2 separate regions of the Homo sapiens genome follow, and region 2 is linked to region 1. The links are chromatin contacts, found by Hi-C or POLR2A ChIA-PET in ENCODE. All regions are on one chromosome and are shown on one strand. Each heading gives the region's core, a stretch centred on a gene start or an enhancer-like site at or near the end of the contact. The rest is flanking DNA. Distances are from core to core; before and after follow the strand shown.

Region 1 (4,718 bases), core at 1,194-3,693:
CCCACCTCCAACACTGGGGATGACAATTTGACATGAGATTTGGCGGGGACACAGATCCAAACCATATCAGGTGCCCTATCCAAACCAGCTCTTAAAATGTTTATCTTACTTGCTAGAAGTTAAGTTCTTTGGCTTCTTATTTCACCTTTATAATCCCTCTTTGGGAGGTAGTATAAATGGCATGATAATTCTAAGTATAGGCCTTAGAATACATAACCTCTGGTGCTGTAATTCACAAACTGTATGACCTTGGGCAAATTACCTAAATACTGTATGCCTCAGTTGCCACCTGTAAAGTGGAGACAATAACAGTTCCTACCTCATAACATTGCAGAGTGCTTAACACAATGCCTGGTTCAATATGTTAGCTAAAGGTGGTGGTAGTTAGGGCTAATCTTAATTCACTCTACAATCTTGCTACTCAAGTGTAGACCAGCAGCATCAACATCACCTGGGAGCTTATTAGAAATCTCAGACCCTATCCAAGACCTACTGAATCAGATTTTGAATTCTGACAAGATCCCTAATGATTAGTGTGCACACTAATGCTTGAGAAGCACTGCTCTACAATACCCAGACTTGTCCATAATGGGGGGAAAAACAACTAAAATTTTTTATTCAATAAATGATCTTACCTGTTCGGCTCTGGCAAGCATAGTTTTAAAAACCAATCTCATGCATCAACCCTGCCATTTTCCAGTGTCAATCAGCTTTCTCAGGTAGATTACCCTACTGAAGAGTGTACCAATATCGTGTTCTTAGCAATTTATCATTTAAAAACAATCTAAGTGTACAATATACTAGAGTAGTATAGTAGTACATATACTAGAGACTAGTTTAAACAATAAAGCAACCATTTCCCCAGCATCTTTTTTGCTTCTCCATAATCTTATCTCAATTTACGAATGGCAATGCCAAGGCCAAACACTGAAGACAACAAATAATCTCTCCCTACCACACTTCTACAATAACAAGAATCTTAGAATATACAGATGTCACAAAATGTGCATCTATATAATGTTCTATAGTTTCCAAAGTGATGTTATACCGTTATTTCATTTAAGCGCCACAATTTTTATTTTACCAAGGAGCAAAACTGAGTAAGTTTCCTGACGAAAATAATGAGTGTCTACTGTTCTAGGGCCTTTAACAACAACAACAACAAATTTACATTAACGCACATTATGTGCCAGGAATTGCAAGATGCATAAGATTAGTTTTTAAAATGTGCCTGCTAGAGCTGAACAGGTAAGATCATTTATTAAAGGATTTCAGGATTTTTTTTTTCCATTATGGACAAGCCTAGGTGTTGCAGAGCAGTGCTTCTCAAAGCACTGATGTGCACACTAATCATTAGGGAGCTTGTCAGAATTCAAAATCTGACTCAGTGGGTCTGGAGTGGTGTCCGAGATTTAACAAGCTCCCAGGTGATGTTGATGCTGCTGGTTGGCATTTGAGTAGCAAAGCTGTGCCGTATTTAAAGAATTAGCCCTAACTACCAATATGAAAACTTTACATCCCTGAATCTTCAATTACTCTGAGGTGACACTACTATTATTCTGGCTTCACAGTCGAGAAGGCACTGAGAAGTGAACTTTCCAGAGATCACAGAGCTGAGATGTGGGAAGGCAGGATTCAAACTTAGGTTGACTGACTGCAGGGCATTTTCAACTGTTTGCCTCCCAATATTATCTCAATTAATAGGTAACGAGAGTTCGAAGCCGGGTCCAGAGCTATCTTCTGTAACATTCTTCTGGGTCGAGTCCCTGCCCCGCTACGGTATGTGCCTAGGGTCAACACAAGGGCTGGGGAAAGAGGAAACTGAGCCTCTTTTTCAACACAACAGGGAGGACGGAGAACAGACGGCTCCTCCGGCAGACGCGACCCGGCCCGCTCCAAACAACGCTTCGGGCAGGAGAAGGTTCTCCGGGTGGTCCGCAGCCGGGCTGGAGGGGTGGGGCCTACGCTGGGAAAAGGTTCCGGGCGGGTCGTACCAACGCGCGCAGGGGGAAGAGGTTTCCGAGGCCAGGACGGTGTCGCTGCCTACGCGCTCAGTGGCGAGGTGGAGAAACTCTTCATCCACCCTCGGCTACCTGTTCGAGAGCCATGGCACCAGGAGCTCTCGCGTCCCACAGCCGACTCCTAAAGACTCTTCCTCCGGCCCCCCTGTCGAGTGGGAGTCCCCGGAAATGGGGGCCGGGCGGTATCGGGCAGGCGGTGGGGAGAAGAGTGTCCTGTCATTTACCAACTTCACTACGCCCCACACAGATCCACCCGCTTATCTGCCGCCGCCGTAGCCCTTACCAGTTCTTTGGGCGGCTTCTCCTGGGTCTTTCCAAACAGCCCCATGACGAACTGAACCCGTCTTGCCCCTTCCGGCTTTCAGTTCCCCGCGCCCAGGCAGGTCACGGGCAGCCGCCTGGGCGGGGCCCGCGGAAAAGGAGGTAGTCCCAACCCCCAGAGTAGGGAGCGGCGGCACTAGGGGATGTTGCGCATGCGCCATACGCCTGCGCAGAATCGAGTGAGTGGGAGACTAGTCAAAAAGGCTGACGTCATCGCACATGTTCTGGTCATGTCTGTGTGGGGGAGACCACGGATTCGGTGCTTTTCGTAAGGTGTAGAAATGATTGCTCTGAAAGATACGAATTTGTTGGCTACAACTGCTTCTAATACTTCACCTAAACCTAGATGTTGCACCAGAAGTCTGGATCTCCACGCAGACGTGTACACTTAGCATCACTTTCCCGACAGCTTCATCTTTGTGTCCAGTAGGCAACTCACAGGTGACAAACCAAAAATAACCTCTTTTTCCTCCCGCCAACCCACTCCTCCCCTCTGCTTGCACCACCATCACCTGGTCACTAAACCCTAGGCATCGTCCTCTCTCCCCTCTTACCAAGTCCCAACCATTCTAACTTCAATATGTCTGAACTTCAACCCTCCCCTTTCCATCCCAACTGCGGTCGTTTTTTTTCAGGCCATCGCCCTTTCCAGCGTGGGCGATTCCTGCCTAGCATTTGTCCATGTGTGTCCCGTCCTACACGCCACACTGACCGTGAGCTTAATCACACTCTCAAAGGAATCTGACTAAAGAGAACTAGACACATTTTAGCACGGACAGTTCCTGATTAGGCCTATACGGTGAGCTGATGGTTACTGTCATTAACTCATCCGAGGATGGTGAAGGGGACCATTTGTTACCTCAGCCCCATACTCCTGTCTCTGGTGGAATCATAAAATGGTTCGGCAGCTTTGAAAACATTTTGACAATTTCTTAAAATGCTAAACAAAGCCAGCCTTCCATTCCTAGCTATTTACCCAAGAGGGAAAAAAGCATATGTTCTTACAAAGACTTGTACACAAATGTTCATAGCAGCTCTATTTGTAATAGCCATAAACTGGAAACAATCCAAATGTCTATCAACAAGTGAATGGATAAACCAGTCGTGATTGATCCATACGAAGGAATAGTACTGAGCAATAAAAAAGTAAACTATTGATAAATGCAACAGCATGGATGAATCTCAAAATAATTCTGCCAAGTGAAAGAAGCCAGAACCGTATGATTCCATTTACATAACATTCTGGAAAATGCAAACTAATACATAGTGACAGAGAGTACATGGGCGGTTGCTAGCGGATAGGAGTGGGGTCAGAAAGAGGCAGAAAAGAGGGATTACAAAGAGACACGAAGTTTAGGGGGATGATGGATAATATCTTGATTGTGATGATGGTTTCACAGATGTATACAATATCAAAACTTACCAGGTTGGACACTAAGTATGTGCGATTTATTTTATGTCCAATCATACTTCAATAAAGTTGTTTTTAAAAAAGCACTGCCTGTTCATTGTGAAAAGTTAAACCCTCATTCTCACTTCCTCAGGGGAAAAGGTCTCAAAGGATTCACACCAACTATTAAATATAGTGTGAATCTTCTGAAACCTTTTCCTTTGGAAAATATACTTTTATTTTTATTTATGTATTTGTTTTTGAGACCGGGTATCACTTTGTCACCCAGGCTGGAGTGCAGTGGCAGGATCTTGCCTCACTGCAGCCTCTACCTCCCAGATTCAAGTGATCCTCCCACCTTAGCCTCCTGAGTAGCTGGGTGTCAGCCACCACGCCCACTGTGTTTTTAATTTTTCTGTAGAGACAAGGGTTAGCCATGTTGCCCAGGCGGGTCTCAAACTCCTGGGCTCAAGCGATCCTCCCACCTCAGCCTCTCAAAGTGTTGGGATTACAGGTGTTAGCCACCTTGCCCGGGCCTATTTTTACTTAGTTGAGATTATATTATATACATTGAGCCACCTCTCCCAGCCCTATTTTTATTTAATTGATATTATGTTATATACGTTGTCCTACAATTTCCTTTTAAACACATTTTATGTAGACTTTCATCAGTGTCAATACCTATGGCAGTCCATAGCAAGAATGTACCATAATTTATTTAACCATTTCCCTATTATATAAGATTGTTTCTAGTTTTTCCCTAGTAAATAATCCTGCAAATATAGGCACAGTTAAAAATTTTAAACTTAATACCAGTATCTTCCATATACATTGCACTATTGTGAACTCCTACCAATAGTGTATACCAGCACTCTTATTCCCTAAATCCATGCTAAAAGTGAATTTTAGCAATATTTAAAATTTTTGCCAATCTAAGGGCATAAAATATTGTTTTTAACTTTAATTTCCCGGACTATTAGTCTGGA
Region 2 (4,718 bases), core at 851-3,350, 110 kb after region 1:
GAGATAGGGGCAGCCGATGAGGGAAAGAGTGCAAGGCAATGTATAGATATATAAGTGAGCTGGACGCTGCTGACCACTGCTACTAGCGATTACTGCTGGAGTCAGAGGTGAGGCCAAGGGGATTTAAAGCGTTGAAAGTGAGGCACAAAAGGTATCCCTTACAATGCTTCCCAGACTTCAGTGTGCACCAATCACATACGGATCTTGTTAAAATGCAGATTCTGATTCAGTAGGTCTGGGTGGCACCTGAGATTCTGCATTTCTACAAACTCCCAGGTGCTGCTGGTGCTGCTGGTCTGTAGGCCACATTTTGAGCAGCAGGGCATGACACCATTACCTAGATGCACCTCAGCCTCAGCCCTCAGCCTCTCCTCCTGTCTTTCCAAGGGCTCAGACTTGGTATCCAACCTATTAGCACACAGAGACCTGGCTGCCAAGGATGGGGAAGGAGGCAGAGTTCCCTTTCTGTCTACAAGCTAGAAGACACATGATACTTAATTTCCTCATCAGGTTACCGGGACAGGTCTGTTTTGTAAAGATAACACAGGTGGCACTATGAGGCATGAAAAAGAACCACAGAGAGAGAGAGAAGGGCAGTTATAATCAGACAAGCTGATGAAGGCTGAATTGGGGCCCTTTGGGGATTAGAATGGAAGCAACCAGAGAGACTTTCCAGGAGTTGATTCAGTTGGCTGAGAAAGCCAACTGGATGTTAGCAGGAAAGTGAGAAGGAACAAAGTTCCAGAGTTTTGACCCTGGGATGTGGTTGGAATGATGAGGGTGCTATTACCAGAAGCAGATGGAGAGCAGCAACAGCTTGTGGGAGGAAAGGAATTCAGTTTTAGCCACATTAGGTTTTAGGAGCTGTATATCCATATATCTAGGACAAGTCCTAGGCATCTATCTAGGCAAGAAGAAATCAAATCAAAATGGTAAAAGAAATACAATAATGGGCATCAAATGAGTTCAGATATGAAGTACAAAGGTTTTCTAGAAATAAGAATGTGAGGCCAGGCACAGTGGCTCACGCCTGTAATCCCAACACTTTGGGAGGCCGAGGCAGGTGGATCACCTGATGTCAGGAGTTCGAGACCAGCCTGACCAACATGGTGAAACCCTGTCGCTACTACAAATACAAAAATTAGCCGGGCGTGGTGGCAGGTGCCTGTAATCCCAGCTACTTGGGAGGCTGAGGCAGGAGAATTGCTTGAACCCAGGAGGCGGAGGATGCAGTGAGCTGAGATCGTGCCATTGCACTCCAGCCTGGGGGACTACAGCGAGACTTTGTCTCAAAAAAAAAAAAAAAAGAAAAGAAAGAAAGAAATAAGAATGTGAGGACAAATGTTCACTGAGTGGAAGAAAACTAAAATAATGTAGTGTGGAGAGAGCTGTTTCGGTGGCATAGGGTAATGCTACTCAGAAGTCTAGGGGAAATAAAAAAAAACCTTTGCTTATAAGCAGGTATGTAGCATTTTCTTCTATAACAACCCATGAAAAATCTTTTGGAAAATCTTTGTGCAAAGCTTCCAAGAAAGCCGATCTGGTCCTTGCCATTGTCTGCTTTGTTGTTAAATATAGAATCTGAGGCTCTGGACTTGCTCATCTGGTATCTTTTATGAGTACTGCTTGTACATAAAATATTCTTCTGTGTCCCATTTAGTGTAGTCAAATGAATATATTTAGGCATGCGAGGTTTTTTTCCCTTAGGGCTTTTTTTAAACTGACAATTTTATGAGGAAAAAATTCATACCTATAAAACAACCTGCTACAGCTTTTTTGGATGTTTCTCCAATCCTTATCAGTGTAAACATATATGATGTACATCTTCACTTTAAGATTGGCTGTGAATCATTGGTGTGTAGACTGTTTAATGACCACATATTCCTCCCATCCCTTTTCTTATCCCCCTTCACCCTAGCTTCACCTCAGCCTCAACCCTCAGCCTCTCCTGCTGTCTCTCCAAGGGCTCAGACTTGGTGCCCAACCTATTAGCACACAGAGCCCTGGCTGCCAAGGATGGGAAAGGAGGCAGAGTTTCCTTTCTGTCTGCAACCTAGAAGACACATGGTACTTAATTTCCTCATCAGGTTACCTGGACAGGTCTGTTTTGTAAAGATAATACAGGTGGTAGTATGAGGCATGCCACCTAGAGGTGAAGTTGATTGCGTCTCCTCTTGAATCTCTGTTGGTCTTATGAACGGCTTTGCCCAACAGATTGTAGTTTCTGCTCTTGCCCTCCTGCAATGCTGCTGTCGTCATGTGAAGGAGCTTGGAATAGCCTCCTTGCTATGACAGACCATGTGGAGACAGAAAGGCCCACTTTCAAACACCAGACATGTGAGCAAGGCCTTTTTATACCATCCAACTTGAGTTGAGCTACTAGATGACTATAGTCACAAGAGTAAACCCAGACCAGGCCAACCAAGAGACCATTTAGCTGAGCCCAGCCCAAATTGCTGACCCACAGAATTGTGGGTAAATAAAATGGTTCTTGTTTTAAGTCATTAACTTTTAGGTAGTTTGTACATAATAATAGATAACTGATATAATTTGGTATCTGATATTTGCATTCTGATTTTGGAATCAACATTAATTTTTATATAATTTTTCATGTATTGAATAAGTTGTAAGATAATTTAAAAAGACCATACACAGTTCTATTATATTATCTTACCATACTTTACTTAAACTTTTCGCAATAATTGGACTTTTGGTTTATATAGAGTTTTTCATTTTTATGGATAATATTGTTCTAAACGTATTTGTACAAATGGTTTGTAAATTCTTTCCTGTTGATTTCTTAGAAAAATTTCTTACCAAAAGTGAATTAGTAGAGGAAAGAATGCCAAGTGTTAACTCTCTTTACATATTACTTGACTGCTTTCCAAAAGATTTTTATCAATTTATAGGGCAGCCAGCTGTGTACCTGTCTCCCTGTGCCCCCTCAGCAATTTTTTTTAATTTAGCAATATTTTTTTACCGAGGGGGATGGAGTTTTGCTCTTGTTGCCCAAGCTGGAGTGCAATGGCATGATCTCAGCTCACTGCAACCTCTGCCTCCCGGGTTCAAGCAATTCTTCTGCCTCAGCCTCCCAAGTAGCTGGGATTACAGGCGTGCGCCACCACGCTCGGCTAATTTTTTGTATTGTTAGTAGAAACAGGGTTTCACCATGCTAGCCAGGATGTTCTCAATCTCCTGACCTCATGATCTGCCTGCCTCAGCCTCCCAAAGTTCTGGGATTACAGGCGTGAGCCACCACGCCCTGCCTAATTTAGCAATTTTTAAATTGAGATGTGCTATGATCTGAAAGTTTGTGTCCCCCCAAAATCTGTATATTGAAATCGTAATCCCCAAAATGATGGTATAGGAGGTGGGGGCCTTTGAGAGATGATTAGGTCATGAGGTTAGAGCCTTGTGAATGGGATTAGTGTCCTGATGAAAGTGGCCAGAGAGATACCCCTTGCTATTTCTGCCATGTGAGGTTACAGCCAGAAGATCGTTAACCCTGAGAAAGCAGGCCCCCACCAGACACTGACTCTGCCAGTGCCTTGATCTTGGACTTCCCAGCCTCCAGAATTATGAGAAATAAATTCCTATTGTTTATAATCCACCTAGTTTATGGCATTTTGTTATAGCAACTCAAACGGACTAAAACAGGGTGTAACATATATGTGGCAAAGCATACAAATCTTAATTATATGGCTTGATTAATATCTACAGATAGAGATGGATAGATAGATAAATATACAGGCTCTGTGTAATCACCACCCATATGAAGATTCAAAACATTTCCAGCTCTCCAGAAGTTTCTCTTGTGCCCCTTCCTAGTCAATACCAGCTGCAGAAGTAACCACATTCTGACTTCCACAACCATAGATTAATTTTGCCTAATCTTGAACTTCACATAAATGGAACCATACTCTTGTGTACTCTTGCATGCCTGCCTTCTTTTGCTCATCACTATATCTGTGAAATCCATCCATCTGGTTGTTGCATATGGCAGTGGGTCATTCTTTTCATTACTAAGTGTTACTCCACTAAGTGAGGATGCCACCTTTTCTTTACCCATTCTTCATTTGACGGGCATATGTGTAGTTTTTCTTTTGATGTTATTAAACAATGTTTTTAAAAACTTTTTTCAATTATTTTAATAGCTCAATAGATGTGTGTTGGTGCCTTAGAGGTGATTCATTATTAATATCCTCAATTAGTGTTGGAGTGTAGCAGAGGAGGGACCAGGGACTAGTTTGAATGAGTGGGTGGGGAGCAGATGATAAAGGCTTTGTGAGCCATGCTGAGGAACTTGGACTTTGCAGCATGGACAGAGGGGAGTCACTGAAGGATTTGAAGCAAGAGAGGGAATTTCTCAAATTTGCATTTTAGGGAAATAACTCTGGCAGTGGGAAGGAGAATAGATGATTTGAGGAAAAGCCTGAAGGAGGAAGATTCCTAGGCAGAAGGCTAGGCAATAGCACAGATGAGAGATAAGCTGGGCCTTAGCTAATGTAGTGGCAACAGAACTAGTATCTGATGGGACTTGGGAGATGAGAAGGCAGGAGGCAGTAACTAAGGGTTTCTGCTGGGTAACTACGGTGGTGATAGGGTGGTGATACAGGCATGGACTAAAATAAGAAGTGAGGTTGGGGAGCAGGAAGAGACAATACATTGAGAAAGATGCCAAGGTTATCTTGGATATGTTGAATTTAAGATATCTGTGG

The links. Hi-C counts contacts between places; a loop is a spot of excess contacts on that map. ChIA-PET counts read pairs that join two places held with the same protein, here RNA polymerase II (POLR2A). Pooled maps may share reads with other maps.
Region 2: a map of Caco-2 shows a loop between it and region 1 (2.6-fold over the local background). The contact joins the enhancer-like site here to the promoter of CHMP3 in region 1. A Hi-C loop is called at or near these places in 1 of 168 maps with a recorded cell type or tissue (Caco-2) and 3 of 50 pooled maps. POLR2A ChIA-PET finds 5 or more read pairs at or near these places in 2 of 52 experiments (activated CD4-positive, alpha-beta T cell and naive thymus-derived CD4-positive, alpha-beta T cell).

Annotation. Positions count from the first base shown.
Region 1 is chr2:86,561,000-86,565,717 of GRCh38, forward strand. CHMP3 (charged multivesicular body protein 3) reads right to left here and starts at 2,444. Exons shown (of 6, transcript NM_016079.4): 1 at 2,305-2,444. The coding sequence starts at 2,349. The region is part of intron 3 of RNF103-CHMP3 (RNF103-CHMP3 readthrough); the gene reads right to left. CHMP3-AS1 (CHMP3 and RNF103 antisense RNA 1) reads left to right here and starts at 1,071. Exons shown (of 6, transcript NR_183901.1): 1 at 1,071-1,248; 2 at 1,847-1,921; 3 at 2,269-2,400; 4 at 2,689-2,783; 5 at 2,978-3,141. RefSeq lists enhancers at 1,870-2,039, 2,050-2,149, 2,307-2,601, 2,760-2,819.
Region 2 is chr2:86,673,696-86,678,413 of GRCh38, forward strand. All of the region lies in intron 2 of RNF103-CHMP3 (RNF103-CHMP3 readthrough), which reads right to left. Among named protein-coding and RNA genes, the nearest start is that of RMND5A, 44 kb to the right of the region's middle. Within about 2 kb of position 2,101, at least 4 of the 41 ENCODE cell types and tissues checked have a DNase peak (open chromatin) inside an H3K27ac peak, as active enhancers do.